Linked DNA regions of Homo sapiens: all the other regions are linked to region 3. A link is a loop called in an ENCODE intact Hi-C map of the cell type or tissue named here. Cell type or tissue: mammary epithelial cell. All regions are shown on one strand. Each heading gives the region's core, and the rest is flanking DNA. Links, peaks and the distances in the headings are about the cores only. Region 1 overlaps NT5E (5'-nucleotidase ecto). Region 2 has its middle 50 kb from the start of LINC02535. Region 3 holds the start of LINC02535 (long intergenic non-protein coding RNA 2535).

Region 1 (8,511 bases), core at 148-8,147, 78 kb before region 3:
ATGCTGAGGAGACATCATGAGTCTGGTCTTGGCATGAGCATGATTGTTGTCATTTACACGGCAAACATTTATCGAGTGCAGTTGTATCCTGGGCACTGGGCAATGCATGCCAAGCACTGACAGAAATGACTTCCCTGGGTGCAGGCTGTGAGCCCATGGAAGTAGTAGTCCGACATAGGAGACCTTGGCTCAGTAAGGCCCCCAGAGAGCTACCATGGCCATTCCGCCTGGTGACAAGTAGACGGGCTTGTTCTTCATACCTGGTCTTGCTCAGCCATAGGACTTGTTATTACCATTAAAACTGTGTGTTGTCTTTCTGTGCCTGTGAAAGAGGTTCCTGTCACACAAGGCCAGGGTTCTCTGGAGTCAAGTGAACAGATGAGTGAAAAACAGTCTGGCCAAACAGATATGCTTTTATCTATTATGTTGATATCTCCAGGGTAGCAGAGTTTGTGCATTTGCATCATCTTACAAAAGGAAAGCAACATCCAAAATTCAGACATCTAAGAACACCTTAAAATAAAGGTTTTAGTTCTTGTAAAGCAGTATGTTGGTGGTTACCTGATCTCCTTCCAGCACCTTAAGAAGGTACTGAGTATGAAGCTACATCAGGCTTTTGTTTAGGCACTAATGTTTTATTTATTTTTCATATTTATTTAATTTTAGAGACAGAGTCTCGCTCTTTTGCCCAGGCTGGAGTGCACTGGTGCAATTATAGCTCACTGCAGCCTCCTGGGCTCAAGCCATCTTCCCACCTAAGCCTCCCGAGTAGCTGGGACTATAGGCACATGCCACCACCCTGGCTAAAAATGTTTTGAAATCCCTCATTCTGTAGCTATCGATCTATCCCTTCTCGCATCCTTCCTTCCTCTTCCCTCTTCCTTTCCTTCCTCCCTAGCATATGTCCACTCCTGCTGATGACTTACCATTGCATCACAAATCAGGTTGCCCATGTTGCATTCTCTAAAGCGGCATGATTGAGAGGAGCCATCCAGATAGACAATTGTTTTCCCTAATTCCTGGGTAGAATAATTATCCAATTTTATCCTCCATTTGTTAATGTCTGCTTTTATGCTTGGATCTAGAAGAAAGAAAAGAAGGTACCCTACAATTAAATCTCACACTGGGCTAAATTCTGGAAAAGGAATGAAACATCATCTATCTTACTTGCTGTGAGAACATATTTGTTTACCATATTTGTGTGCATTTTGGTTTTGACCATGAAATTTCCTTAGGAACTTCTATTTTGTTTCCTGGTAATAAGACCTGGAATGCATCTTAATTTAAGAATATTCTGAACATCTACCAGCTCATCACATCTGTATGAGCTACCCATTGGCCCACCTGGGACAGCATTAGTGGTGGCGGTAGGAGCTCTGAAAGGCCCAGGGGCAGTTATAAAAGGCCTGCTGAGGTACAGCTGGGCTATCGCTGTCAGTGTGGTCCTGGGCCCCTTTCCCATCTGGCTACTGAGAGGGCTGTGTTGTGACTACAGGCTCACCTGGGTGCTGTGCACCTCATCTTCCTGACATGATCATAGTCAACAGAAAAGGGAAAGTGAGAGACAAGCACAGGAGTGTGTTCTGTACACATATGAAAATCAATGATATAAAAATGTATTTTTACTCTGAGACTCATGTAGGGAGACGCCCTGAAACTATTGCTACGGAATAAAAGATGAAATGCTCCTGATTATTGTAAATACAAAATTGCATGCAGGATTGTGTAAAGACAATGCCAGGTTGGACTGCCACAATGAGCCAACAGCACGTGATGTGCTTCCCCCTGCAGAGAGCCTACAAATGGACGTGCAGTCAGGGAGGTTTCCCATCACCAAGATTCCTATCCCAGAAAAGCAGATGTTCATAGCTCTGGGAATGGAATGTGACCCTTGTGGGGAGCCTATAAACGGACGCATGGGGGGGGCCTGTCCATATGGATAAGATAGGGCTATAAACACGCTCATCTTGCCGCCGCTCTTCTAGGCCTCTTTAGGGTTAAGGCGTACTCCCCTCTGAGAATTTCTGGTCTAACTGGTTATCTAGCTTCATGTCCTGTTTCCATGGATTATTTGTAACCAGTTTTTGTTGCAATTGTTACTGCTGATTAATATCTTGCTAATCATAGGTTATGGAAAGACTGTGTTTCTGTTCTAAGGCTCTGTTAGAAATTACTGACGCACACACTATATTGTAAATTCTTATCTCATACTGTACTTCTACATACAAATGTACTGTACTTCTACATACAAATGTTATGTTAAAGAATTACTTCATCCCCATGTGACCATCTCACCTCATAATCAAATGACCCTAAATCCCTCACTAACGTACCCCTGCCCTCACTAAACTTAATAATAAATGCTGGTATATCCAGTGCATTGTTGGCACCGCAGGACCAGAAGGCAGTGACCCCCCTGGACCCAGCTTTCACTATCTTGTGTGTGTCTATTATTTCTCAACCTGCCAATCTGCCTAGGAACAAAGAGAGAGCCCCATTGCATTGCGGGCTGCTGGCCAGATCCCGCAATAGACTCAGACATATAAATAAGGTACTCCCTCATTTGATAAAGAAACTGAGGCCCATGAGATTGGGCAACTTGCCTAAGGCACACTGCCTCTAGTTGGGGGGCCAGGACTTGAGCCCCGCTCTGCCCAATTAGAACCCCTTTAGTTCAGTTATCTCTCCTGTAAACACAAGCTGAGAGTGGCTTTGGCATGTCAGGATCAAGATTTTAAAAGGCAGAGGAAGCAGTGATGTATGGAATCTGATGCTGAGAAGACTTGAAGAAGCAAGTGGGGCTTTTGGCATTTGGGTGTGTTTTAAATCTATCCATGAAGAGGGCAAACTCAAGGAAGAAACTAAATTCTTCAACAGTATTATAGTCTTTTCCTGAAACATTAAAGGAAAAAAATGGGAAGGAGCAAAATATCCAGCCATCTAAATTTTAGATTGGTGGAACATTCCCCTGAACTTCACTTACCTTCAGGAATGCTGCTGTTTAGAAGAATGGGATTTCCATGGGAAGAGATGACGTTTCCTCTTTCATCAAACTCGATCTTCAGATAGCCTAGGTATTTGCCAAAAGCATAGGCCTGGACTACAGGAACCTTCCGCCCATCATCAGAAGTGACTATGAATGGGTACTTCCCAGCAGGCACCTCTTTGGAAGGTGGATTGCCTGAAATAAAAGAGCCACAGCTGATCAAGTCAGCCCTTGTACATACATGGCTGGCTGTAGGCCAGCGGGCTACTGGCTGGATGACAGAGTTTTAAATTGATGATTTGCCATCTGTTGCTCTACATAGCTAGTCTTTCAGAGCCCTATCTGGGCATTTGCCCATTTCCAAATGCCCTTTTGGTACATGAATCCTACCATTCTCAACTCAGCAGTCATTTACCAAGCTCTTCCTAAGACCCGGGCATTGTGCTTGTGCTGTGGGGCACACAAAGATGGAACGCCGTGAAGAGTATCCTCCAGGTTCACTGTGGCTCCATTCTCACTAGCCAGGTGGATTAGCCAAGCCACTTTACCATACTGTAGTTCAGTTTCCTTGCCTATAAGGTGGGCGAAATCCATTTTAAACAATCCCTATTTTACAGGGCAGCTGAGAGGATTAAATATCTAAACTCCCTAGCTGGGGTGCCTGGCACATTGTAGGTGCTCAATAAATATACAATAAGGGTGTATTTTTTCCCTTATAAGGGAATAGCAATCTCTAGAAACCCCAGACATATACTTCGGAGCTTAAAATCTTTAGTAGAAGATGCAGAGATGACAAAGAGCTGTTCTTGGCGTTTGCTGCTAAATTCTGCATCCCTTCAGGTGTCTTTTAGAAGAGCCACATTCACCTTGAGGGCCAACCAGCAGGCACACTCCTGACCCCAGCCAGCCCTCACACTGGTCAGGTTCTGCAGGCCTCTGTCTCAAAGGGGAGATGTGGGAGCTGCTCATCACCCAGAGGCTAGGAGGCCCACCACTGCCTGGAGTAGTGGAGAGTATGCAGGAGGGTGGAGAGTGTCGCCATACAGGGAGTAGGCAGCCCAGCCTTTAATCACTTAGCACATTTAAGTTCCTTAACTGTAGACCTGCTTCAGGCACTCTGTGGCTTATATCTTACCTCCAAGGAGACAATGGCACAGTTCAGCTGTTTCAAATTAGAGACTATGGGACAGATTCATTTGACCCCATTACTGTTTCTAGCATCTCCCTCATCACACCCATGGCTAGTCGTTCCTATTAGATATTTACAGAGGGTCCAGAGAACTTCAGCACATGTTGATTACACACATGGACCTGTTACGAGAATCGGCCATGAGCCAGGCCCTGGGCTTAATCTCATTTAGTCCTCCAAGCTTCCCATGGGGCAGGTCCTCTATTATCTGTACTCTGCAGACAAGAAAATTGATTGTCATAGACAGAGTACCCACGGTCACACAGCTGGTATGTGATGAGGGTTGGGAGGAGGCAGACTGAAAACCCAGGCTGTGAGGTACTGGAGCTTATGTTTTCTCCACTACCCACAAGCCTACCATGTATTTTTTTTCCCCTAAAGTCTGCAAGCTGGTTGTGAAAGGACACTTAACAAATCAAATGCAAACCCAGGATTTGCATCTTTGTGTCCCAAGCTCTTTCTGGGCTTCTCTTTTCACATAAGACAAGCTGGGTAGCATGTTATGAAGAATCCAATCCTGCCATGCTCCTATGTCAAGAGCAGCCCCCCTTTCAGCTCAATAACCACAGGGCAGAAGCACTGCAAATACCAACGCTTCACAAGCAGGAAATAGTTGTTGCCAATAGTAACATCCAATTTTCTTGCTGTCACTGGGGAAAAAAAAGAAAAAGGTCTTGGAACTTTACTTTTACAGAAGCATCCAACTTGAGATCCAGTGAAAGCCTTTGTTCCATCTCCATCTGTAGCGGATGCAGATGTTGTCTGTGACAGTGGCAGATAACGTGATAATGGAAGACCAGCATGGAAGGTTAACATCCTACTCAGCCTCATTCTGCTATGTGTTGGTCCTCCTTTGGGCAAACCTGGTGCCTGGTTTTTATTTCAGGGGACCAGGTAGTTATGGCAGCCTCTGTCAGTTCCTCTGATCATAGATGCTGGGGCGGTGCAGTTCCCCAAATGTCCACAAGGTGGCGGAGAACGCCCCGCCCAGGGAGAGAAAGCACTAGTTGCAGATATCAGGAGTCTGTCAGTTTCCTGGAAACCCAAGAGCTAGGCAAGCCTGATCTTTTTTTGGCCTTTATCTTTCTGCCTTCCGTAGAAATATCTGAGCTTAAAAAGAATGTAAAAGTTAGGAATCCAGTAATCCGGTCAGATGCCTCAGTATGCACTACTATGCAAATAGGAGCCAGCAATCTCAGCTCCAGAAAACATTCATTCATTTGGAAAGACCTTCATGATCCTTTTGTCATTGGCATATTAAATGAGCTTAATCAGGAACAAGAAGGAAGATGCTATCCATGCAGCTGGGGCGATAGCTGGTCTAGTTTGGCTAATCTCTGCCTCCTCCACAGCTGAGCCCTTTCTGCTCCCCTTCAACTCGGCAGTCCCAGGAAACCACTGACACAGAAACCAGTCCAGGGCTTCACATTTTCCACACCATTCCATGCCGTTCAGCCGAAGATGTTCGTGCCCAGAATATTTTTTCCACAAAGAGCTACACATCTGTCTTTAGAAACCTGACTTGTCATCTTGGCAGGAAGGAAGATGTTCACCAGAACTCTATTCCAGTCATCTAGCCGAGAATTCATCCAGGAACCAAACCCAATGGGGCTGTGGAGTTGTGGACTGACATCTGGAGTTTATAAAGCCTGCATTTTCCAGCATGGTGTGGGTGCTTGAAGGAACCTCAAAGGACTCTGTCCTGGGAACCAAGGACTGTGGTGAACCTAAGTGTGGGTCTGGACAATTGCCCTTCTCGTGTCACATGGTAATAGAAGTGCCAGGAAGCAGCCTTTTCTTTCTCTTTCTTTTTTTTTCTTTCTTCCACCTTCCCTCCCTCCCTTTTTTCCTTTTTTCCCTCCTTCCTTCCTCTTTTTTCTTTCTTTCTTCCTTTTCTCTCTTTCAACAGGGTCTCATTCTGTTGCCCAGGCTAGAGTTCAGTGGTCTCCAATTCCTGGGCTCAAGCAGTCCTCTCGCCTTGGCCTCCAAAAGTGCTGGGCTTATAGGCATGAGCCACGCACCTGGCCTGATGTGGTTTTCAATGGACTGAAGTATAGAATGTTGTAAGGCAGTCCATGCTATGATTTTAACACAAGAACTGGTTTAAGAATTCCTGAATTGGGACAACATAAGAGGACTGGATAAAAAGGATTGGTAATTAGGTTATTTCAAATGATTGCTTCTAAGGGATTTGACTCTTTCTTTTAAATTACTTAGAAGTGTACACTCCTTGGATGCTCCTTTTATCTGTCTACTTCTCTACACTTCCTCAAGCAAGCTAGTCTTGACCACTACTATCTTGTGCCTAGGTTACTGTGACAGCTTCCTAGTCTCTGTAGGTCTCTTCTATGCTTCTTTCTACTCCAGTCTCCACACAGCAGCCTGAGTGATCTTTCTAAAACATAAATATGATCATGCACTTCCTGGTTTTAGATATTTCAAAAACATTAACAGTTTTAACATGAATATCATAACCTATAAGACCCACATGATGTGGCCCTTTCTTATCACGCCAGCTTCATCTGGAACATTCAGTCTGCCCTTCAGCATTCTTAGCCTCTTCCCATTCCTAGACCACACCCACGTGCCCAGGAACCTTATGGAGTAAAGAGCTTCTGAAGCCAGAGGGCTACATGTGAATTAGTTACATCTTTTTACTTCTTGTTTATTCATCTGTAAAGTGGAAAAAAAGCAAAAGCACCTACCTTACAGAGTTATTGTGGAGATTAAAGAAGTTAATGCAGCAAGTGAAGCCTGACTCGACTCAAGGGAAATGCTTAATAAAGATTAACAGTGATTATTGACCATGTTAACTCCTGGACATCTTTCTGATCTTGGCCCTAATGTTAGTCCATCAGGGAACACTCACTGATGATCCTCTAGACTTGGCCAAGTCCTCCTTTTATACGCTTTCACAGCATCTTGTACTTTTCCTTTCATACCATGCTTTGTAATTATATATAATATGATTTATTTGCATAATTATGTATTTTTAAAAAATCTGATCAGGGCCAGTATCTCTTTCAAGACATTTAGTTCCATGAGGGCAGGGGCAGCTGTGTCTCTAGAATTTGCCTAGCATGTGGTAGGTGCTAGATAAATGTTTGTTGAATGACAACTTAAGGAGTTTAGCAAACACTTTTCTAGGGATCATACATGATTATGATGCTTTCCATGTGGTGGAATCATGTAGAAGCCAGCGATGCCTGAGTGCCAGCCCTTTACCCCAGGTCCCCTCAATTCAGTGTCCTCAACTATGCAGCTGGGTGGGAGCTAATGAAGAGGAACCTGAACTGGGAGTTGGGATACAGGAGAATGGGTTTTGCTACTAGGTCAGTTTCAGTCTGGTTTCTGGACCATAGGAGAGACATTTAGTCCCTGGGGCCTAATTTTATTTTCTAAATTTGTAAAACCAAAGATTTGATTAGTGGTTTAAATCAATAGTTTGTTTGTTTGTTTGTTTGTTTGTTTAAGCTATTAGTATCTTTAACACACAAGAAATCCTTTGTGGCAAGGCAAGCCAATAAATAGGAAAGCTGAGTTCCTCAGGCTGCACCCTGGTAGAGCTGGAACCCAGGACTAGGTTCCTGCCACCAGAGCCCCTCCGAGCACAGCACAGAAACTGCTGGCCTAGAAGTCCCCTGCACCCAGTCCCTCCAGCTCTCCAGTCAGGCCTGGCTGCTGTCTCTGCTTCTGCTAGTCTAGGAGCACCTTCAGGTGACCAGGACAGAGCACGCTCTCCAGTCATCACAGCCCATTCAAAAGGTGTCCAGCAACCAGAGGAGCAACCACTGTCTCTTCAGTCATCTCTGTACCAAACCATGATGCACAAGCTGTCATGTCAACTTTAGGGAATTTGAGGGGTCAGGTACTGTTATCTATGCCCAGACTATGTCACTCTGCACATGCTTCAATTTACTGCTCAAATTCTTGCCTCTGGCCTTTCAGTGATGACCCAGGAAGTCTAAAGAGATTATGCATCTTCCGGTAGTATACAGAGTGGGCACAAAGCCCTCATGAAATCCAATCCAGGCTATCTGCTTGTACCCAAGCCTGATAGGCTGGGCAAAGCAGGGAACCCTGTAGGTAGGGACAGTTCACCACACATTTAGTCACTCATTCAACAGATCTTCACGGAGCTCCAGTGAGTGCCCAGCATTTTGGATCTCCACCACCTAGCAAGACCAGGCCCATGGTCTGGTGCGTCATCTTTTGTAATGGCTGCTCCATGAATACAGGGTAGGGAAAGCGAGCAAATACTTAGCTTTCTGCCAGCCTCTTCTCTTCACATGGAATCTGGCCATCTCCATGGCTCAGCATCATTCCAGATACTAGG
Region 2 (8,511 bases), core at 107-8,106, 51 kb after region 3:
TTTCTGCTACTTCAGCAGAATGGAAGATTTACATAGAAAAGTAGCAAAAGCTCTAGTATATTACTTACACAGCTGAGTCACTGAGATTTGTACCTATTAGAAGATTTAAAAATATCACCCAGAAGAACTATATATATATATATATATATATATATATTTTTTTTTTTTTTTTTTTTTTTTGAGGTGGAGTTTTGCTCTTGTTGCCCAGGCTGGCCAGGCTGGCATGCAGTGGTGCCATCTTGCCTCACTGCAACCTCCGCCTCCCGGGTTCAAGTGATTCTCCTCCCTCAGCCTCCCGAGTAGCTGGGACTACAGGCACGTACCACCATGCCTGGCTAATTTTTGTTTTTTTTTTGTTTGTTTGTTTTGTTTTTAGTAGAAACGGGGTTTCACTAGATTGGTCAGGATGGTCTTGATGTCTTGACCTCGTGATCCATCCACCTCAGCCTCCCAAAGTGCTGGGATTACAGGCATGAGCCACCGCACCTGGCCCCAGAAGAACTACATTTTTGAATCTGCAATAAATGTCATAGTAAGCTAAGTCACTCATGAAGAGCTTGCAGGTGTAATGTACTGAAACTCTCAAGTAAAAATGTAAATTTGTGGCATATTGGGCATAAGTCTTTATGATACTTCATAAAACCTTCCATTTATACTTTTACATAGACCCTGCATATTCTAGATATCATTTCCAGCCTCATCATCTGCCCCTTCCTGACACCTTGTCCAATGCCTGACCTCCAATAGGTATCAGAAAATAATCATTGAATTAAGGAATGGATGCAAAGAACACATACCTATTCATGAGACCCTAGAAAACTAACATCAAAGGATAGTCTTTTTGCTTAAGACGCTATAATTGGCTAACATGATTAGTTGTTTACTCAATATTTATTCCCACCTTTATGGGGGCAGTGTGCCCAGCCCTAGGTGACAACCACTATTGGAAAGTGGTTTCCTGCTTTCCCAGACTATTTTACGTCTCTGGTGGTTATACGACTCAGTGCTGGTTGTTCCCAGATACCAATAAGGTAAGGCTTTATATCCGGAGTGTCTTCTAGGAAATCTTTTTCTTTCCTTATAAAAGAGACAGATGTGTTTAGTAAAATACCTAGTTCCACTTTTTTCTGCCTTAAATGTGGCAGCAGCCATTTTATAACCACGACAGAAAGTTCAGGAGAATTGTAGAGATACCAGCTCTGACATTGTTGAACTGCTGAACTGATGCCAGAAGTTGTCTACTTCCAAACTTCTTGTTATATGAAAAAAACAATCCCTGATTGTTTAGGCCATTGTTCTGTTACTTGCAGTCAAAGTATTCCTAAGTGATACATGAATACTGGTTAGAAGAGATAAATGGAAGACAAAGAAATGAAGGACAACTTTACATGGTGGGTAGTGCTTTCTCTGATTTTTCCTTAAAAGAATTTTTGAGTTATGGTCTTTCTGAAGGAAGTGGGGAGCTGTAGAAATGTATGAGTCAGGATAGGGTAGTTTATGTTGAAGTCACAAAGAAAGCCCGACATCTCAGTATCAACACTATAAAGCAAGGGTCAATGAAATACTGCCCTTAGGCAAATCTGCCCTGCAGCCTGTTTTTGTAAAAAAACAGTGTGGGATGCCAAGAGATTAATGAATGCCATTAGGCTATTAGTTCCTCAAAGCTCCTGTTTTTTAATTGATTTAAATGTAAATTAATTGAAATTAAAAATTCTGTTCCTTAGTTGCTATTCAATATTAAGGAATGAATACAAAGAACACATACCTATTTATGAAATCCTAGTAAACCAATATCAGAGGATAATCTTGGAGCTTAAGACATACAATAATTGGCAAACATGGTTAGTTGTTTACTCACTATCCATTCCCACTTTGGTAACTGCTAGTCATATTTCAAGTGCTCAATAGCCATATGTGGCTAGTGACTACCGTATTGGACTGTATAGATATAGAACATTTTTGTCACCATAGAAAGTTTTATCGGACAGCATTGCATTATAGAAGGGATTGGCAAACTTTTTCTTTTTTTTAATTTTATTTTATTATTATTATACTTTAAGTTTTAGGGTACATGTGCACAATGTGCAGGTTAGTTACATATGTATACATGTGCCATGCTGGTGTGCTGCACCCATTAACTCATCATTTAGCATTAGGTATATCTCCTAATGCTATCCCTCCCCCCTCCCCCCACCCCACAACAGTCCCCAGAGTGTGATGTTCCCCTTCTTGTGTCCATATGTTCTCATTGCTCAATTCCCACCTGTGAGTGAGAACATGTGGTGCTTGGTTTTTTGTCCTTGCGATAGTTTACTGAGAATGATGATTTCCAATTTCATCCATGTCCCTACAAAGGACATGAACTCATCATTTTTTATGGCTGCATAGTATTCCATGGTGCATATGTGCCACATTTTCTTAATCCAGTCTATCATTGTTGGACATTTGGCTTGGTTCCAAGTCTTTGCTATTGTGAATAGTGCTGCAGTAAATATACGTGTGCATGTGTCTTTATAGCAGCATGATTTAGAGTCCTTTGCATATATACCCAGTAATAGGATGGCTGGATCAAATGGTATTTCTAGTTCTAGATCCCTGAGGAATCGCCACACTAACTTCCACAATGGTTGAACTAGTTTACAGTCCCACCAACAGTGTAAAAGTGTTTCTATTTCTCCACATCCTCTCCAGCACCTGTTGTTTCCTGACTTTTTAATGATTGCCATTCTAACTGGTGTGAGATGGTATCTCATTGTGGTTTTGATTTGCATTTCTCTGATGGCCAGTGATGGTGAGCCTTTTTTCATGTGTTTTTTGGCTGCATAAATGTCTTCTTTTGAGAAGTGTCTGTTCATGTCCGGCAAACTTTTTCTATAAAAGATCAGTACTATGGTTTGCATGTTTGTCCCTCTCCAAACTCATGTTGAAATTTAACTGCCATTGCAACTGTATTGTGAAGTGGGATCTTTAAGAGGCAATTAGGCCATGAAGGTGCCACCCGCATGGGTGAGATTAATGCTGTGATAAAAACGCAAGTTTGGCCCCCTTTTGGTGTCTTTGCCTTTCTGTCATGTGAAGCCAAGCATTCTCCCTCCAGAGGATGCAGTGTTCCATGTGTCATCATAGAGTCAGAATGGCCAAACCTGTCATGCCTTGATATTGGAGTTCCCAATATCAAGATCCAGTTCCTCCAGAACTGTGGGTCAATACATTTCTGTTTATAAATTATCCAATCTGTGGTATTCTATTACAGCAGCACAAATGGACTAAGACAGACAAGTAGTGTACATTTTAGGCTTTGCAGGTCAAGAGGCCATTGACATTGAAGATATGCGTGGCAACTATTCAACTGCTATTGATACTCAAAGGCAGCCTCAGATAATATGCAAACAAATGGGTGTATCTGTGTTTCAGTAAAACTTTGCAAAAAAGCAGGTTCTGGCCTTGTTTTCTGACTCCTGCTTTATCGTTTTGGCTATGAGATGGTGAGCTTTCTTTGTAATTTCAGCATAAACTGTCCTAATCTGACTAATATTTCTATCCCAACTGGGTAGTCAATAGAATGTACACTTGATATCATTCTAAAAATGTCATATAAAACATTATCAACATATGCTTAGAATAAATGTAAAGAATTAGAACTTAAAGTTTGTTTTTTGGGTTAAAAATATTCCTGCTTCAGTATGATTTTATAATTTTTAAATAATTTTATCCACTTGCAAATTCTTTGTTTCTTGTTGTTTCCTCAAACTCTGAAATCATCTTGATGGTGACTAAAGTGCCCTGTTGAGTATGTTGCAGGCTTAAAACTGGCACCAAAAAATCATAACACATTTAATAAAAAGTACAAATATTATCGGTGATTTGATTTAGACCAATTTGATTTCTTATATCTGTTGAATGTTTGCAGGGCAGCCGACAGACCTACCAGAGCACTGGATTGGAAGGCAGAAGTAGTAAATATTAACTAGCTTTGTCACCTTGGGCAAATAATTCATATGATCAGGCTTGTGTTTTCTAAGAATATTATCTTCTAGAACTTAAAATGTTATCTTAAAAGTATACAGTGGCTCAATTATTCGAAGCAACCACCCAGGCGTGTGCACTTTTATTAGATGATATCGCCCTCTGCTGGACACCTGCTGCATCTGCACCGGGCGCTCTTTCCCACTGCAACCCTCTTGCTTTGCTTCCTTTAATTTAGCACAGCACAGCTGGGCGGGGTGGCTTATGCCTGTAATCCCAGCTACTCAGGAGGCTAAGGCAGCAGTTATCTCATGAGCCCAGAAGTTTGAGGCAGCAGTGAGCTATGATTGTGCCACCGCAGTCCAACCTGGGTGACAGAGTGAGACCCCATCTCTTAATAATTTTTTTTTTTTTTTTTAAGGATAGACAGACCTCTGTATATCACTCCATGAGCTGTAGTATTTCATGATCAGTGAGGCAAAAGTGTAGAGAGAGGGAATTGGAAAAGTCCCTTCACTTTTATTATTTTACTAAAATAAAAAAAGTCACACTATATCATAGAATTATAGTTAGAAAGGACTATAGATATCATGCTAAAAATTTCCAGCACGTACTATATACTGTTTTCAAATACATAATTACATTGGAAGAATATAAAAACACAGGCAGGAACTGTACACGCCAACTTTAGAATAGAGGTTGCACCTGGGAAGGGAGGGAGGTAAGTGGTAATGGGAAGGAGGGACTGTTACTGTATCTGTAATGCCTTATATTTTTTAAAAAGGAGGATCTAAGCCAATATGGCAAAATATTCATGTAATATTTGGCCTCCGTGTGGCAGATGTCATTAAAAATAATTTTATGTTCTCATGCCACTTCTTTCACATATGCCATGTGGAAATCTCACTTCCCAATCCTTTATTGATTTTTTGAGCAGATCCCATAGATTTTGATGTCACTTTTAGGTATTAATTTATAGCCTCCTTTAAAAGCCTTTAAAATGTCCAGAGTGATCTAAACAAAAGCTTTAATCGCTCATTCAAATGAAAACATCCCTGCCCTTGCCTGGCTTGGACTGGAAAGGCTCAGACATCAGCGTCTTCTACACTTCTCTGACTTGCTCTGTGGTGTCCTTGATCTTCAAGGTACATGACTGGCTCAGATTGCAGTTTGGGATGATGCCCTCTTGCAGTGGCAGATGACTGTGTGATGTGGGAACACATCTGGAGCTATTTGGAGACCTCTACTCCCTGAGGGAACCTGTCTCTGTACCTTTCTCTGACACCATCTACCACTCCTGCCTCTGGTGGTACACCCCACACAGACCCTCTCTGCTGGGTCATCTAGTATGGCAGATAGACCTTTTGGGTAGAGTTGTTTCTGGATGTTGCAAGCTTGCTATCTTCCATGGGGTCCCTTCTGGCTTTAGGAACTGTATCTCCCTATGGTCAGAAGTACTGCAGCCCTATCTTGAAACCTCCTCCCCTCCTGGCACCTCCAGGCATTATCAGCCACTGTGTCCTCCAGGCTCCAGGGAATCTTGTCAAGTGGCCCTCACATGGGAATAGGTTGGAGGGGACCTACCACCCATGGCAAGTGGAGGAGGCTTAGCACTCTAACAGTGCTCTCCAAAGGGATCCTCTCTACCAATCTTAGGGAATATTTAGCCTTTTCTTTTAAAGCCTGGACATTGTTAGGCATAAGGTGGTGAAACATATTTCAGATAACCTTTAGCAAGTTTTACCTCAGTAACTTTGTATCTCTTTTAGAATGGACCAGCACACACATCTTTTATTTTACCTCTTGGGTAAGTGTCTATGCCCTTGCAAAAATGTAATTCCACATGGGAGATCTCTGTCTAGAATCCTGTATCTGCAATTTCCAGCCATAGGTATGTGTGCCTTTGCTCTGCAGGGCAGGCTTCATCCTGGGCCTCCCTTTATAATTCTGAGCCTTTTCTAATGAGTCAGGTTCACAGGGGTACCAGTACATTTATAAAGTTTGGGCTTTAGGCACATGGTGTTTGTTATATTACTTTTTTGCTATATGGAAATATTTCTTAATATTATTTAAGAAGTTATTCTAATCCACTCCACAGGATTCTACTTGCGAGGACACTACGATCAAGATAGGCTAAGCCATCTGCCCCAACTCACACATCCAGAAGTAGAACCGAAACCCCCAGGTGCCCAGCATTGGCTACATTGCCTTGAAATCTGTTGTATCATTTACCCAGAGTACAGAAGTGTAGTGCTCAGTGTCTTTTTGAATTTATATGATTGTAAGGATAAAAATATTCTTAGCTTAATTAATAGCAAAGGGACCAGCTATAAAAGTATTCTTAAAGGCCATCAAGTTAGAGGTAACTTTCTGAAATATGGTGGTAGCTTAATCATCTTCCAAGGAGTAACAAATATACTTTCAAACAAATCCAGGAATAGTACTATATAATCATGTGCTGCATAATGAAATTTTGGTTAATAATGGACGGCATATATGAGGTGGTCCCATAAGATTACTATACTCTACTTTTTAATCATTATTTTAGAGTGTACTCCTTCTACTTATAATAAAAGTTAACTGTAAACAGCCTTGGGCAGGTCCTTCAGGAGGTATTCCAGAAGAAGGTATTGTTATCATAGGAGAAAACAGCTCTTTGCATATTATTGCCCCTGAAGACCTTCCAGTGGGACAAGATGGGAGGTGGAGACAGTGATACTGATGATCCCAACCTCGTGTTGGCCTACGTTGATGTGTGTGTGTGTGTCTTAGTTTTTAGCAAAAAGTTTAAAGAGTAAAAACAAAAGAAACTAAAAACAGAAAAACGCTTATAAAATAGGCTTATAAAGAAAGAAAATATTTTTGAATAGTTGTACGATATATTTGTGTTTGAAGCTAAGTGTTATTACAAGAGTCCAAAAGTCAAAAAAATTAAAAAGCTTATAAAGTAAAAATGTTACAGCAAGCTAAGGTTAATTTATTATTGAAGAAATTTTAAAAATACGAATTTGGTGTAGCCTAAGTGTATAGTGTTTATACAGTAGTCTACAGTAGTTTACAGTAATGCCCCCAGGCCTTCACATTCACTCACCACTCACCGACTTAGAGCAACTTCCAGTCCTTCAAGCTCCTTTTGTGATAAGTGCCCTATATAAATGTACCCTTTATTATCTCTTATATCCTATTTTTACTGCACCTTTTTGCTTAGATATGTTTAGATGCACAAATACTTGCCATTGTGTTATAATTGCCTACAGCATTAAGTGCAGTAACATGCTGCACAGGTTTGTAGCCTAGGACCAATAGGGTATGCCGTATAGCCATGTGTGTAGCAAGCGATAACATCTGAGTTTGTGCAGGTACACTCTGATGTTCACATAATGACAAAATCACCCAACAATACATTTCTCAGGATATATTCTTGTTATTAAGTGACTCGTGACTATAATTACAAATCAATCCAGAAATAGCAATATATTTACACGCAGATCCAGATCATTAGCACATACACACATACACACACACACACACACATAAACACATAATGACATGAGGTCATTGTGAGACTGAAGACACATTGTTCTAATTACCTGATAATTTTGGTAATGAACAGTTAAACCTATTGTAGTTTTTAAAAGGCAAACCTGTGTAAGTCATGGTCCAACACAGAGCTCATTAAACAGTTTATTATGTCATTGAAAGCTTCAGCAGCCTTCTATCTTCCTGGGATTGTTTTCACAAGTCCCTCCATTTGTTTGTTAATCCATCGATACATCCATTTTTCCATCCATCCATCCATCCAACAAACTTTTATTTAGTGCCTGACATGTCTGTCACACTTCTGCCCCCAAACCTGATGACCTTTTTTTTCTGAAACACATCCCACCCAGGTATCAGCTTACTTGATAAAACTAACCACTTACGATAGTTTGCCTCTGCTGTAGTCTGCCAAAAGGGAATGGCCTCAAGTTGCCGGGGCCTTTAGGGTTAATGATGAGAATGGATCTAAATTGTGATGAAAGGTGAGAACACGCTTTAGAAATTTAAAGGTGCATCCAAATGTAATAGATTTTTATTAAGCAGTGGGGTTTTTGATCGTGTTTCCCTCATGCCGCACTTCTGTTGCTCTGTTCTTGCTCATTGGTTCATGGATTCTTACCCTTGTTCATTTGTTTCTATTCTGACACACTGTGTCTTCCTGCTTGAAAATTGGTATTCCTGGCAGTGAGGAGGTGAGTGTGGCACCTGTCGAGGACTATATGGTGTGTGTGCATGTGTGTGTAAGTGTGCATGTGTGTGTGCACAAGAAGCCTGGAGTTTTAACTTTTAAGTGAGATATTCATATAAATCCCTTCTACTTTTAGTGCATATTCAAAGAGGTGGAAGTTCAGAATGCTTCAGATTAGGTCCACATTTTTTCAAAAATCATTTTTAGGACTTTTAAATTATTTAAGAAGTGCATTGTGTGATTTGAAGTATGTGCTGCAATTTAACTATCTATGAGGATGAATACTATTCTCTTAGGAGAACAGCTTTCTTCAGTTC
Region 3 (8,511 bases), core at 207-8,206:
AAACCTCGTCTCTACTAAAAATACAAAAATTAGCCAGGTGCAGTGGCAGGCATCTATAATCCCAGCTACTAGGGAGGCTGAGGCAGGAGAATCACTTGAACCTGGGAGGCGGAGGGTGTAGTGAGCCGAGATCATGCCACTGTACTCTAGCCTGGGCAACAGAGTGAGACTCCATCTCAAAAAAAAAAAAAAAAAAAAAGTGGAGAGACATACTGTGCTCATGGATTGGAAGATTCAACACAGAAAAGATATCAATTCTCTCCTAATTGATCTATAGGCACTATACCAAAGAGAGTACAAAGATAGAAATAAGCACATGGAAAGATGTTCTGCCTCATTAGCCCTTGGGAAATGCAAATTAAACTACAATAGATACCACTATACACCTATTAGAATGGCTAAAATTAAAAATACTGATAATAGCAAGTGCCATAAAAAATGTGGAACAATTAGAACTCATACGCTGTGGGGCTGGGCGCAGTGGCTTATGCTTGTAATCCCAGCACTTTGGGAGGCCAAGGCGGGCGGATCACCTAAGGTCAGGAGTTCAAGACCAGCCTGGTCCACATGGTGAAACCCCATCTCTACTAAAAATACAAAAATTAGCTGGGCGTGGTGGCAAGTAAAAAAAACCAAAACAAACAAACAAAAAAAGAACTCATATGTTGTGGGAAGAAAATGGGTTTCACAATTTCTTATAAAGTTAAGCATACACTTAAAATTCAACAGTTCCTTTCCTGCGTATTTACTCTAGAGAAAAGTACACAAATATAAATAGCAGCTCTATTCATAATTGCTAAAATCTGAAAACAACTCAGATGTCCTTCAATGGGTGAATGGATAAACTTCAGTACATTTATACAATGGAAACGACCCAGCAATATTAAAGAATAGACTATTGATCCAATGAACGATTTCGGTGGCTCTCAAAGGCATTACACTGAGTTAAAGGTACTGGTCTCAAAAATGTTACATACCACACTTTGGGAGGCCGAGGCAGGCGGATCACGAGGTCAGGAGATCGAGACCACAGTGAAACCCCGTCTCTACTAAAAATACAAAAAATTAGCCGGGCGCGGTGGCGGGCGCCTGTAGTCCCAGCTACTCGGGAGGCTGAGGCAGTAGAATGGCGTGAACCCAGGAGGCGGAGCTTGAAGTGAGGGGAGATCACGCCACTGCACTCCAGCCTGGGCGACAGAGCGAGACTCCGTCTCAAAAAAAAAAAAAAAAGTTACATACCAGATGGTTCCATTTATATGACATTCTCGAAATGACAAACCTAGCTGGACACGGTGGCTCATGCCTGTAATCCCAGCACTTTGGGAGGCCAAGGTAGGCAGATTGCTTGAGCTCAGGAGTTTGAGACCAGCCTGGGGAACATGGTGAAACCCAGTTTCTACTAAAAAATACAAAAAAATTAGCCAGGCCTGGTGGCATGTGCCTGTATTCTCATTTACTGGGGAGGCTGAGATGGGAGGATCACCTGAGGCTGAGAGAGGTCGAGGTTGCAGTGAGCCGTGATTGTACCACAGCCTGGTTGACAGAGCGAGACCCCGTCTCAAAAAAAGATCAGAAAAGAAAAGAGAAAACCATGGTGATGGAGAATAGATTCATGATTGTTAAGGGAAAAAGGTTGGGAAAGCGTGTGACTATAAAAAGATAGTATGAGGGCATTTTGGTGCTGATGGAACTGTCTTGTATAGTGATTGAGACGGTGGCAACATCTTGGAATCTACTTGGAATCTACTTGGAATATGGAAGGGTAGGGAAGGAGATGGTTTTTTTTTTTTTTTGCTGTTGTTATAATCATTTGCAAGGAAAAAACCTTGTAAAGTCAATTTATTAAGTTCAATGATGAAAGTTATCAGAAGAATATTCTCCTGAAAATTATTTTTTCTAAGGAAAAAATAAAACCCCAGCTCCCTCAGAGTAGCCACAGATGCTGAGGCATTCAGTCTCTGCAGACCTTCTTTCTCATACCTGCATCTCTCCCCTTAAAACCTGCCTCAACAGAGGTTGCAGTGAGCCATGATTGTGCCATTGCACTCCAGCCTGGGCAACAAGAGCAAAACTCTTGTCTCAAAACAAAAACAAAACAAAACAAAATGAAAAAAAAAAAAAAAAAGCCTGCCTCGTAAGTTCCCTAAAGCCTCTCCCAAGATCTGGAGCAAGTTCCCAAACTTGTTGGGGACTAGGGATGAGAGGTGATAATTGGTATAAGAGATATGAGTTGAGTGAATCCTCAAAGAATAAGTGGATCTGAGAGAGATGAAAAGAACAGGGAAGGGTGGGAAGGGGACCGTGTGAGCCGTATCAGGGAATGAGGGACATAGGATATGTGGGAGAAGCAACAGCTCCTCAGTGCTCTGGAGGATAAAATGTGAGCCCAGGAGTGGTGAAAGATGACACCAGCATGGCAAGCAGGGGCCAGAGCAAGGACCTTCCCCTGCCCTGTTAAGAGGTTTGCATTTTAAGAGGTAGCATTTCCACCATTGCCAGTTAGAAGCCCAGGAGCATTTGAAACTTCTGAGAAGCAAAATGATGTGGTCTGATTTGAACTTGAGTATCTAACCCAAATTTCCCTGGCCTCTCCAGCCTGGAGCACAGATGACTTAGTGATTGTATGAAGAGTTAGGAGACTTTCCTTCTGCCTTCATTTAGGCAACATTCATCGAACCACTATGTTTCTGAAAGTGTTCTAAGTGCTATAAATAAATAAATGATAGACCCTGCTCTAGTGGGGAAAGCATACAATAAACAAGCAAACAAATCCATGAAGCATTTTCAGGTAGAGAAGAGTTGCCCCAGTATGTAGCAAATGACGGTGGGCTTGAGAACCAGGGTGCTGGTTGTAGCGATGCAGCAGAGCCAACTGGGTCACTTGTCTTCTGCCCTGGGAACATGTCATGTCAACCTGTGCTGGCTAGGGGCAAAACCTCACACCTATCATGGTTATTTCTGGAAGACTCTGTGCCCACAAGAGCAGCATTAGCCAATGTAGGTGATCTGTAGGAGAGGGCTCAACTTGCAAGAGAAACATAAAATCCTCCCTCTATAAATATTTCTTCTCTTTTAAGTTCTTCCTCAGCCTCACCCACCAGGATGAGGTGATGACAGACTGGAATTGTATGGTCAAATGGGAAGTCACCAAAGCAGGGAGAGAAAAGAACACCATGGGCAGGAGAACACAGGAGCCACAGTTGCTGAGGCCTCAGGGATCACGTCAAGTTTGAAGAAGGGGAGCGAGTTCAAGATGTTTATGCTTTGCTAAGATTTTGGGGAGCAGTATGAGCAGAGGTAATTTTAGATACATCCTCTGATGGCAGGGTGGAGAATGATTTGAATTTCAGAGACACTGAAAACAGGGAGGCCAGTTAGGAAACTGGGGCAGTAGCAAGGAATGGAGGAGATCCAGGAGGGAAAAGATGAATGGAAATAAATGGAGGATTGAAGTCCCCATGTCTGTATGGGGTGGAAGGGAAGGTCCTATGGGAGTGAGGAAATGAGATGGATGAAAGTTAGGAGTTTGCCAGAGTGGGATATTGGGTATCTTACAGAAAACTCATGAGGAGGAAGAGTCCTGAGTAGTGGAAGATGAAAGATGTGGTTTTCAAGGTGGGAACCAAAGATGATGATGATGATGATGATGATGATGATGATGTGTGTGTCTGTGTGTGAGAGAGAGACACTTGCTTTTAGTACCACCAAGACGAAAGGCATGCTGGAAAATGAGATCATCACTTAGAACATGATCTGGCACGTAGAGGATAGTAAATCAACAAATATTCAACAAACATTTGTCAAATGAATAAATGAAGTGCTGGATCTCACATACCTACCTTTGGTAGAAGTTGTTGTGTTGACAGAACAGGCTGCAAGTCGCAGGCTGTGTCTGATCTTGTTTAATATGGGCAGAGAGGCTCTCTGATCCAGGTGCGGGCTGTCTCACGCCACTGAAATGTTTCCTACCCTCAGGGATGTGGCCTCAGGGGTTCCATCTCCTGTGGAATCCATTAGTTGCCCCTGTCCTTCCCATGTGCTTGTAGAGCACATCATTTGTCCCATCCACACAGTGTGTATCATGGGCTGACACATTCTCTAACTTGTTTTTCTAGGACTCAAAGGACTGGAAAAAAGCAAAATGGTCTGTGAAACCTGGGGCTTGCCCTGCTTGTAGGTGTATCACACAGTCCTGCTATAATTAAAGGGGCATTTGCATTTGCACATTTTTGCTGTGTCAGTCAGGGCCCCAGACAGAAACAGAATAGGATAACTTAAGAAGGGTTTAATCACTCCTTGCCTTTTCCTACAATGGCTAAAACCCCAAATCACAGGCAATAATGGGTAATGCATAAATGAACATATCACAGTCAGTGTCAGGGGGACTCTTAAGGTATTTCTATGCAAGGGAATATTATGCTGTCATTATGTTTCAAAAAAGTTTTTAATGTCATGGGAAAATAAGTATGATCTATTACACAAAAAAGCCCAAAGTTTCTATTTAATTTTGATCCCAAATTAAAAAGAGGTAGGCTAGGCTTTGCACAATAAACAGGCATTGTTTTAGAATTAAAAAGGAACAACATAGAAAAAAAGGTCTGAGCAAGAAGGGCCCAGGCTTGGGTTTTCCCCTTAGTACATTTTTATCAGCATTCTAGCCAGGATGAGATTAGGAAGTTGTCACCGGGGCTCTTTGGAAGTGATGAAGCTCCAGATGACATGGGACATGCTGAAGGTGGTTCCTAAGCTGGGTTTCGATCTAGAGTAGGGGGAGAATGAGGATGGGGCATGGCTCATGTGTGTGTAGGCTGTAACCCTCTGAGGGGAGAGGAGCCCTACCTGGCTCGCTACAGGGTGCTCCCTGCCTCTCAGAGGCACCCTGGGTCAGTGGTGCTGTGAGGTGCATTTTCATATTCCCCACAAAGGGGCTGAATGGGCTGGTGGTTTCTCTGTGAAGGAGTTTCTTGCTGAAGAGAACAAGTGGATAAAGTTGTGTTGGAGTGGGCAGTTCAGGTGGAGAAAGGCCAGAAAGCAGGAGGGATTTTGGAGGTTGTCTGCACAGAGCAGGGCTTCCCCAGCCCCCAGATTTCCCCAAGTCAGAATCAGGGTTGGCCCACAGAGGAGACATTGTCTGGTTAGAGTTGGGGCAGTTGTCCATCCTGGACTTTGCACAGGCATATCAAGTATTAACTTATTAAAACAAACACGCCCTTAGAAAAAGGAAGTTTTCAAACGTTAAACCACTTGGCTTTTAGCCTCACCTTTCTTCTGATTTGAGGCAAAGATGTGTGTGGTTTTTCCCTTAACAATAACTGATGTTTGTTTTTCTCTGCAAAGCTTTGTGGCTCCCCAGATCAGCTCTGTTTATTTTGAATTCATAGCCACAAGCTTGAATTGGACTGAAAAAACATTGAGTGCAATGACATTTTATAAATTAGCATCTGGAGGGATGTATTGTTTTATCTTAGAGAAACAAATGAAATTTCCTCTTGTAACTTGGTGTGAGTTTTCTCTGTGCCCAATCAAGACTGACACCTGTGATTCCCTTCCATCAACTCGGAAGCACAAATGAGCTCCTGTGTTCTGGTTTCTGAGAGCCCTTCAGCTAGGTTTGCAGTAAGATCTCTCTGGGCTGATACAAGCAAAAGACAGAGTGAAGTAACTGAGTTTATAGGATCCACTCAGATTATACTGTGACTCAGCTTCATTGCCCATCATTTTTAGGTCTAAGATTCATACAAATTCCGGAAGATTGAATGAAAATCCTGCCTCCGTCTGGGAGTATTATTTATTTGCATAGCATAGACAGGCCTCACACCCGATTTCCTGAAGCACTGCCAGCCAGCTTGACTCACCGCCCCCACAGTGATGCCCGATTCTTCCATCAAGGCTGGAACACAGGAGCAAATAGCTTGAACATACAAGGATTATATTGTTCCTTCTCTTAAAGTTACCTCTGTCATGCGCGTCCGTGTGAAGATACCACCAAACAGGCTTTGTGTGAGCAACAAGACTGTTTATTTCACTTGGGTGCAGGCGGGCTGAGTCCGAAAAGAGAGTCAGCCAAGTGTGGGATTATCATCAGTTCTTACATGTTTGGGGATAGGCGGTGGAGTTAGGAGCAATGTTTTGTGGGCAGGGGGTGGATCTCACAAAGTACATTCTCAAGCATGGGGAGAATTACAAAGAACTTTCTTAAGGGTGGGGGAGATTACAAAGTACATTGGTCAGTTAGGGTGGGGCAGAAACAAATCACAGTGGTGGAATGTCATCAGTTAAGGCTATTTTCACTTCTTTTGTAGATCTTCAGTTGCTTCAGGCCATCTGGATGTATACGTCAGGTCACAGGGGATATGATGGCTTAGCTTGGGCTCAGAGGCCTGACAACCTCCAGATTCAGAGTTCTTAACCTCTTTTTCCTGGTACATTGATAAAAGGTGCTCTAAGGACACACAGCCTCTCTTTGTTAGGTCCCTATTATCTTTCTTTTAAAACAAAAGTGGTTTAAGGGTAACATAAGCCATGCTATTTCCTAAAGCTGGGTCCCCCCCTGCTTTGACTTCTTTGACTTCATTCACCAGCCTTAGAAGTGGTCCGCAAGATTCATTCATTTAGGCAATAGCACGTGTGTCAAAACCGTGGAGTAAGGGCTTTACATTAAGCTGATTTGCCTTTTACCTGGACAAACACCTGAGCACCAACATTACCCACCTTGAATACTAATTCATAACATAATTCATAAACAAGGTCATACCTGTTTAAAGGCTTTAAGTGTTCATTTCAAAGCCACATACAACCAGGGAGTCAGCTGAACTAACTTCATGTCTTAAGACATTCCAGAGTGCTAATTTACATACCCAGTGGTATTTCCTGAGGATGTGATTCACTCATACCCAGCAGAGAGGGAAAGAGTAACATTTGAAAACATACTTAATGAAGGGTGGGTAAAACTCTATTCTTTCTGGCAAACAGTCTTATGGTGTGAAGTGGATATTTTTACCATTTCTCTTTGTGCCAAGAGATAGAGATGATGTTTTAGGGGCTGCAACTGGAGGTGTGAGAATAGCTTGTTCCTGCCCAGGCTGAGACTTTGAGGAAAGCAGAGACTTGCTGTTCAGTGAAGTCAGGGAGGCAGGCTCTTTTTGGAGTTGGAGATGTACATTCCTTGAATGTGACGATTCACAGCTAAAGCCACGTCTCTGTGCCTTGTTACAAGGCTGGCCATGGGGGTCTAGTGAAGCAGGAAGGGGACTTGCTTCAGTGACAGGCATCTGGTCTGCTGGCCTTCTCTTTCCTTGTCAAAGGCATGACACTCTAGTCTTCTTTACCAAGGACCCTTCCCTGGCTCCTGGCTCTAGCTTTGCTTTTCCTTCACAGGCACGGTGTTTTATTCTTTTGTTTAGAAAACATTCCAGCCTGTAGGTAACCTCTGTGCCATATAACCTTTTATTTCCTATGATTAGGAAGTTTGCTGAGGAGCCAGATGCCTTGTGCTGACTTGTCTATTTTGAAAGAGGCTGCAGAAACACTCGATTCCACCTCAACCCGGAATTCAGCTTTCTTAGGTAATACACATGACGAGGCTCCAATTGTTCATGTATTCATTCCCTCCCTTGCATATTCCACCAATATTTGGTAAGTGTCAGCTACGCGCCACGTGCTTACTGAATTATTCATTTGTGTGGAGACATCTTATTCACTAGAATTCTGGAAAGGACTGGAAAGGACAAGGGCTGGCCCATGGGAGAGAAGCAGGCTGAGGACAGGGCTGGACAGGCCTTCCCAAAGTTGCTGTGCAGTGGACAGGGTGATGGCTGGGCTAGGGCTTTTGGAGACCAGGGCCCGGGTATGGGGCTGGCTCTGCAAGAAAAATAGGAGAGCTGGGCCCTGGGTTGTCCTGTGGAAAGTACCCTTACCCCCAAGGTCACTCATCTTCAACCCAACAACCATGATTATGATGTGCTCACGAGACTGGCTTTCTTCTTGTGGAAAATAAGAGGGGTAGATCTTGCTTCTGGGTTGGTGTACAGTGGAACCCCTGTACAGAAGCTAGAGCAAATGAAGGTATCTTGATGTTACATCTTTCACAGGAAGAATACAAGGCTCATTCAAGATGGTGCAATTGGGAGACTTGAGCCAGGTTCACCTAATTCTCTGTGCCTTCTCAGGACAGAGGAACTAGAGAAAGTTTCCTCCTGTAAGCAGCACAGCCCCCTGGACCATGGCCTTGGCCCCTAGAGGCTTTTTCATGCAAAGAAAACTAAGGCTGTGGTTGTAGTCACAGAAGCAGGGTTTTGTCCTGGGGCAAGATGGGGCCTGGGTTTCAGCCTCTGTGTTGTCCCCTCCTCTGGGTGACTTTGAGCACATGTTGCCTATTTCACCAGTCTGGTTCCTATTAACCATTGGTAGACACTAGTAATCAAGGATGTGGCTCCAAATGTTTCCTGTGTGTCTGCCAACCAGCTGTAAAGTTGACCTTGTCAGGAATTCTGGTTTCAGTGTCTCAAAGAA

What was found. A loop is a pair of places that touch in the nucleus more often than their neighbours do. Peaks named below come from ENCODE experiments on the same cell type or tissue, not always from the same donor. Only the 100,000 strongest peaks of a DNase experiment are listed, where the experiment ranks them.
Region 1: it touches region 3 in a loop (6-fold over the local background); 14 of 110 quality-filtered maps call a loop at or near these places.
Region 2: a loop joins it to region 3, with 5 times the contacts of the local background. A loop is called at or near these places in 16 of 110 quality-filtered maps.

What each region holds. Positions count from the first base shown.
Region 1 is chr6:85,479,905-85,488,415 of GRCh38, reverse strand. NT5E (5'-nucleotidase ecto) reads right to left here. Exons shown (of 9, transcript NM_002526.4): 4 at 2,984-3,181; 5 at 927-1,081. Among named protein-coding and RNA genes, the nearest start is that of NT5E, 34 kb to the right of the region's middle. In mammary epithelial cell, for the core only: a CTCF peak has its summit at 5,138 (motif pointing right); a DNase peak (open chromatin) is centred at 5,145.
Region 2 is chr6:85,350,840-85,359,350 of GRCh38, reverse strand. No RefSeq gene overlaps it. Among named protein-coding and RNA genes, the nearest start is that of LINC02535, 50 kb to the left of the region's middle. RefSeq lists a silencer at 4,203-4,252. In mammary epithelial cell, for the core only: a CTCF peak has its summit at 4,138 (motif pointing left); a DNase peak (open chromatin) is centred at 4,140.
Region 3 is chr6:85,402,166-85,410,676 of GRCh38, reverse strand. LINC02535 (long intergenic non-protein coding RNA 2535) reads left to right here and starts at 5,875. Exons shown (of 4, transcript NR_134633.1): 1 at 5,875-6,000; 2 at 6,303-6,422; 3 at 7,464-7,565. RefSeq lists an enhancer at 6,756-7,548. In mammary epithelial cell, for the core only: no CTCF peak of the experiment used is centred there; DNase peaks (open chromatin) are centred at 3,846, 5,816, 6,846 and 7,576; H3K27ac peaks cover 5,472 bases.